2 separate regions of the Homo sapiens genome follow, and region 1 is linked to region 2. A link is a loop called in an ENCODE intact Hi-C map of the cell type or tissue named here. Cell type or tissue: Caco-2. All regions are shown on one strand. Links, peaks and the distances in the headings refer to the core of each region. The heading gives the core; the rest is flanking DNA.

Evidence for each region. A loop is a pair of places that touch in the nucleus more often than their neighbours do. Peaks named below come from ENCODE experiments on the same cell type or tissue, not always from the same donor. Only the 100,000 strongest peaks of a DNase experiment are listed, where the experiment ranks them.
Region 1: a loop joins it to region 2, with 6 times the contacts of the local background. A loop is called at or near these places in 1 of 110 quality-filtered maps.

Annotation. Positions count from the first base shown.
Region 1 is chr1:87,786,403-87,789,323 of GRCh38, forward strand. No RefSeq gene overlaps it. Among named protein-coding and RNA genes, the nearest start is that of LINC01773, 120 kb to the right of the region's middle. In Caco-2, for the core only: a CTCF peak has its summit at 1,349; DNase peaks (open chromatin) are centred at 679 and 1,359.
Region 2 is chr1:87,717,242-87,720,162 of GRCh38, forward strand. No RefSeq gene overlaps it. Among named protein-coding and RNA genes, the nearest start is that of LINC01773, 190 kb to the right of the region's middle. In Caco-2, for the core only: no CTCF peak of the experiment used is centred there; a DNase peak (open chromatin) is centred at 1,360.

The sequences.
Region 1 (2,921 bases), core at 257-2,756, 69 kb after region 2:
TCATGCTTGGGCTAGAACAAGACAAACTTAATGCTTAAAGAATTTCTGTCTCCCAGAATGCATCAGCTTCCCCGAAATGGAACAAAGCACCAAGCCCCTTGATTCACCTGGAAATGTGTGTGATTCTGGGGACACTGAATCCTTTTATACAATCTGAAGGAGTGAAGTCAACCCTGGGTCAATTTCTGGGGGATTAGCAATGCAATTTCACTGCAATCAAATTTCATTAAGAACTGACAGGTCAACCAGGCACCATGGGCTTATGAGTTTATTAGGCTGCAGCCAGGGTGGGAATGGCTGGAGACATAGAAGGCGGTTCAGAAAGTTCATAGCTCTCTTTCTCTTTCTGGGTATGAGGTCTCCAGGCAAGAATGATTCTCCTAGGAGGCCAATTGATTCTTAAGGTTTCTGGCTTTTTCTACACCAGTTTATATCCCTCTCCCTTCTTTGAATCTACAGTTCTTACTGGTATTCCTTCTCTCTCTGGCTCTTTGTACTTCCTGGTTGCTGGAAGCCTTGCTGGTTGAAATGCATGAACATTGCCTTTCCCAAGGCTCTCGGCCTTCTGACTCAAGGCTCTATCTTCTCTCTGTTTCTCTTATCTGTGTCAAAGCAGGGGGCTTGTAACAGTCTTTGCACATCTTGCATCTGCACAGTTCAAAGCAGAAGTCTGCAGCCTCAGTGTTTTTTCTTATCTACTAGGCTTCCCTGTGCAAACAAGGGCCTCAGCAGCTTCATCTACATGGCTCCTGCACAGCCCAACTTAGCACACATTGAGATGGGGTGACCGCCTGTAAAATTCTAGTTTCTTCTATGAAAAAGTGCATACAACTCCAATTTGCACAAATCTGAATCTGCTACATAAAAACCTGACGTTTTACTATAGGATGGAGGGACGGGGATGGTAACAAAACAATTAACATGAATAAATGACTGAATGAATAAAAAAAAAAAACTCATGTTTTTAGCTTATTGACACAGAGCACCCCAGGGGCCTTTGCATAAGACCAAAGTCCTTGTCCTCAAGGACTTAATCACCTATTCCAATAAGCCATTCAAATTTGTGTAGAGCCACATTCCCAGATTGAAATACTTCCTTTCCTAAAATCATATTATTTCAATCATTCACGTGGCACTAAGTGCAGTGCTCTTTGTATCTTAGCGTTTTGTATTCATTCTTTCTCACCTAGGTTGTGTGTCTTTGGAGGCAGGGAGATCTGCCTTTTTTCTCTTTGGTTCCCAGCACCTTTCACAGTGTTCTCACATTGCAAATGCTCAAAGAATGTTCACAAGGATGATGACTTTTAGTGATTCCCACAGTGGGTAAAGTCAGAACATTACAGAGTTAGCCCAGCAGGTGGAAAGCATGCACATGGAAATGCCTGTAGTTATGGATAATTAATACCCTTCTGCCATGCCTGTCTGTGTCAGAGGCTGTCATCTTGGCCTCCCCTGGATTTCTCGCAAGCTGATCGTCTGTGCTCAGAGCCTCCCTTGCCTACACCAATGTACTGAGGCAATGGGGCAAAGTATGGAGTCAGAATTTCTTTCCCTGAGAAAGGATCTCAGTTTATCTAATCAGTGCTTAGAAAAGTGCAACGGAGGAAGCAGCCAGTTAGCTGCACTTGCGGGATGGAATCTTAAAAAACCAAATTAGCATATTCATAGGAGCAGGTAACCTCTGCAGCTTTATGAAGAGAATGGAGCCTGGCCTGGGTACTAGCCCCTCTGCCAAACCCACAGGACATGGACCTAACCTCAGATGGAAAGCCAAACAGAGAGATGGAGGTCAACATTTTTTCAGCTCAGAACTAGAGTTTCCTAGTTTGGGTCCAGGGCTATAGAGAAGGACTACATATTGAATCCAGAGGCAGAGACCAAATATGCAGAAAAAGATTTTTAAAAACGGAAGAGACTCTATAATGCCAATACTTTAAATGCTCAGAGTATATTCTCCAAAGCAGTCAGTTTTTGTTATCTTGTCACCTGCTGTTTTGTTATCTTGTCATACCCCTATAGTTCTTTACTGAGGAACTTGCCTATATTGCAAGTTAAATTTTCCAAGGGAGAGCCATACATTTCAAATATTCTAGGTCTGCAAATATTTTCAATGAAATCAAATGAAAACATATCATTTGAGACCACAGATATTTTCCACATTTTTCTTTGTTCCTCTTGGATACTTTTCTAACTTATGTTTGGTTTCATCACTTTTTAAGACAAGAAAACATATCAGTGGGACAGTTAGAGCACCAGCCCAACAGAACACTCAGAAACAAGCAACAGAAGCACATTGTTTAGGCTGCAGATCCTTTTTTTACTTTTCCATATGTTGGTCTACATGGAGCTAGTGATAAGGCAGAGTGTCTGTCACCCCGACAGCTAGTCTGGAGGCTCTTGTAGGAAAAAAAAAATACAGCACAACACATTGGTTGGAAATGGAAATGGACGTTTGGATGAAATGTTTTGTAGGTAAGAGGCTTGCTTTCCAACTAGTCTGCAAAATCCTTGAGACAGAGCCATGTACCTATCATCCATAATGCATGGCTTATTTTTAGTATACATTTACATACAAAGTTGATTTGAAGTCCTCGATGAACACTTCTTTCCAAAAAAAGTTTACTGGCTGTTGCAGAGATACAATCTCCATTTAAACGGCATCCTTCGTGCTTTGCCTTGGTGGCTGGCCATGCATTTTAAAGACAGTTTCTCCTACCCTGTTTGAATAAGGAGTCCCACCCCCAAAACCCAAGAGCAACTTAGCGATGCTTCATCCTGTGTCATGTTTGGCCAGGGCTACAGTTCCTTTTATCCCTTTCACTCTTTGATTATCAGGTAAGTGACACTTACACCTATGCATAACTTTCAATGTTGTATATTAAGGGCATTGTTTTCTCAGATACATATTGAAGACATGCTGT
Region 2 (2,921 bases), core at 326-2,825:
ATACTTTTTGGATATTTCAAGCTTCTCAGATGAGATATGAAAATGTTGGTGAAAGATACTACAGTACTTCTGGTAAATTCCTATCTTGACCCAAAGTGTCTACAAGAATGTTCAAGTAAAACCAAACACAAGTTTCAGAATTTACCTCTTGGGGGTGTTAGAATCTGCTTGTTATGTATTTCTGCTAATGCTATGTTGGCAAAAGGAGCCTATTTTTGCTAAATGTGAGAATAATATCACCATTATCAGCTGATTTCTTTTGTTTGGCTTGTTTCGGAAGAGTTTAACGTGATTCTAAGATACCCTTTAAGATCCTTCATCTGGAGTTTTGAGTTTCACAATCATGGTTTGTGGTAAGAATATAGAGTATAATTATATAGTTATCTTTATCTTTGGTCTCAGAAGGGAAGAGTGAGTTCAGAGAGTCTTTCTTTCTTTTTTTTTTTTTCTAATGAGAAAAGAGAAATGGGTCAGGATTTGGATTAATAAATTTGACATTCAGACCAATAAGCTGTTTAGGTCATAGGGAAAACACATTTAGAGCCCTTGGCTTTAGTTTCTAAAGAAGACTTGTTCCTCCAAGAAACCAAACCAAGGGGCTGCCAGGGTCTGTGTTCACAAAATCATTCAGCTGTTAAGAGTGAGGTACAGTGAGACCCAAAACCTCACATCCTCACCAAAACTGTCTGAAGTTAATATGATCTCCCATATCTCACAGGCAGATTGCTTTCAGTAAGAAACCCAGCAGGAATGTTAGTTCTGATGTCTATGAATAAATAGAAGGTTCTGATCTTCCTCCTTGTAAGAAGTATCTGAATTTTAAAAACCATGAGAAGAAATAATGACTAACAAATGTGGAAAACTCCACTAGCAAGAAAATACTGGCAAGGAAGGGAAGATGGACTATATGTGATTTTTTTATGGGGAGGTAAACATATAGATATACACTGTGGAATGAGAAAACTGGATTTTAATGTCACTTATTTAACTTATTTTACAAACACAGAGCATGCTTGCTGTGTGCCTTGCACTGTTCTAAGTGCTTAACAAATATTAACTCATTGAACTTTCTCTTTTGATGCAATACTAAGCCTAAGAGATTGTTTTATTCTGAAACCTGGAACAGAGATAAGGTTGTCTGTACATTAAAATGTCTTGCCTTATAAGGAAGTGTTTGACTGCACTAGATTAAACTCATAAAAGCTAATGAAGAGTCCTCCTTAATACACATTTCTTTTTTCCTGTTTGGACTTGAAGTGACAACATTACAGAAACACCCTGCAGGTTTTTATCTAAATAGCATCCTATAAAACAATGTCCTCTTGTCAGTCACCACTAATTCAGCACAGTCAAGCTATAAATCTGTCCAAAGGCCAGCAAAGTGCTTAACTTGGCACATCACTAATAAAATTAGGAATGTGGGTTTATTACATGAACCTTAAGTAGGTTTGGCCAAGATATTAAGATTTTTCCTTATGGCAACCATGGCTAATGTGGATTGGTATTTTCATTATAACACACCCCACAGCATTTCCCAGTAACATCTCAGGTTTCCAAATTAGACAATAATCTTCTGCACTTTCATACTCACTGCTAGGTCCTGCAGCTGGAGCCCCCATCTCTAACGCCTCACACTTTAGGGTACTCAAAGATGGTAAAGACTTTTCAATAATGCTAATACTACTGAATAAAATTAGAGCAAATTAATTAATACTTCTATTAACGTAAACTGATTTCACTTTGTTCAAGAACAGAAGCACTTATAGGCTTTTAACATGCGCTTAGAAATATCATTTCAGCTCAGGGCAATTTTGAGAAGTGATTTATAAGCAGTTGCAAATGCTTCTAAAATGGTAAGATTTGAGAAAGCCAAATGTATGTTAACCGAGTTGTCCTGCGGTCCTGGGTATTTTATTTTTTAAATTATGAAAGAGTAATAAGTATATCCTCTCTCCTGAGCCAACCTTTTTTGTGATGGCTTATATTTGCATAGTAATTTAGTTTACAAAGTGGGCTCATCTGCTTTCCTGTGTCTGATCTTGGGATGACCCTACAAGGTGTATTATTACCTTCATTTTATAAATGAGGACACATAGTGAGGATCAGAGCTGAGATTGGGAATCAGCTCTCCACCTCATATCAAGGTAACCCTCACATTTGTGAACATTTACAATGCTACAAAATGTTATCATATCCATTTGATCCTTATACCACCTAGACAATGTGCCTGTATAAGTGTGCCTTCGCATGCATACTTTATAATTTTTTACTCTAGCGTTTCTATTTTCCCCAATCCAAAGACTGACTCTTCCCTCCCCAACGACACTAGCTTCCACACTTACCTTTCTTACCAATCTTGTTGAGGTTGCCTACATTGGCAACCTGCATTATGGCAGCTGCATTAAGAGATTTGAAATGCAACTGTGCAGAGGGGAGATGGGAAGCTCTCTTTAGCATGCTGCAATCTCAAAAACCTGTAGATGGGCAAAGTCACTAAAGTTCACTTCATGAAAAATACAACACACCACTGAGAGCAAGTATGATTGATGCCCGTAGAGCAAACTGTTTATCAGACAAACACATTTTGCAAACTTTCACATAAATTGTTAAGTTGCCTTATCACCCAGACAGTGTAAAACTAGCATCTTTGTAGGAACTTCCCCAAAACTCTTTAATGACCTCTAAAAAGCTTTATCTTATCGTGATCTGATTTGCTACTACAATAAATCATTTACAAATAGGTTAAAAGAAAAACGAGTATTAGAAATATGGATTCATTTTCCAAATATAAGAAGCCTTCAGCTCTTGGCTGGCTATTGTGCAATTGTGAAGGCATGATAAAACACTCAATATGCTCAATACTAAAAGATTCAACAGGAGAAAAAGTGCTGCAACCTATTCAGATCTAATTGGAGGCTAAT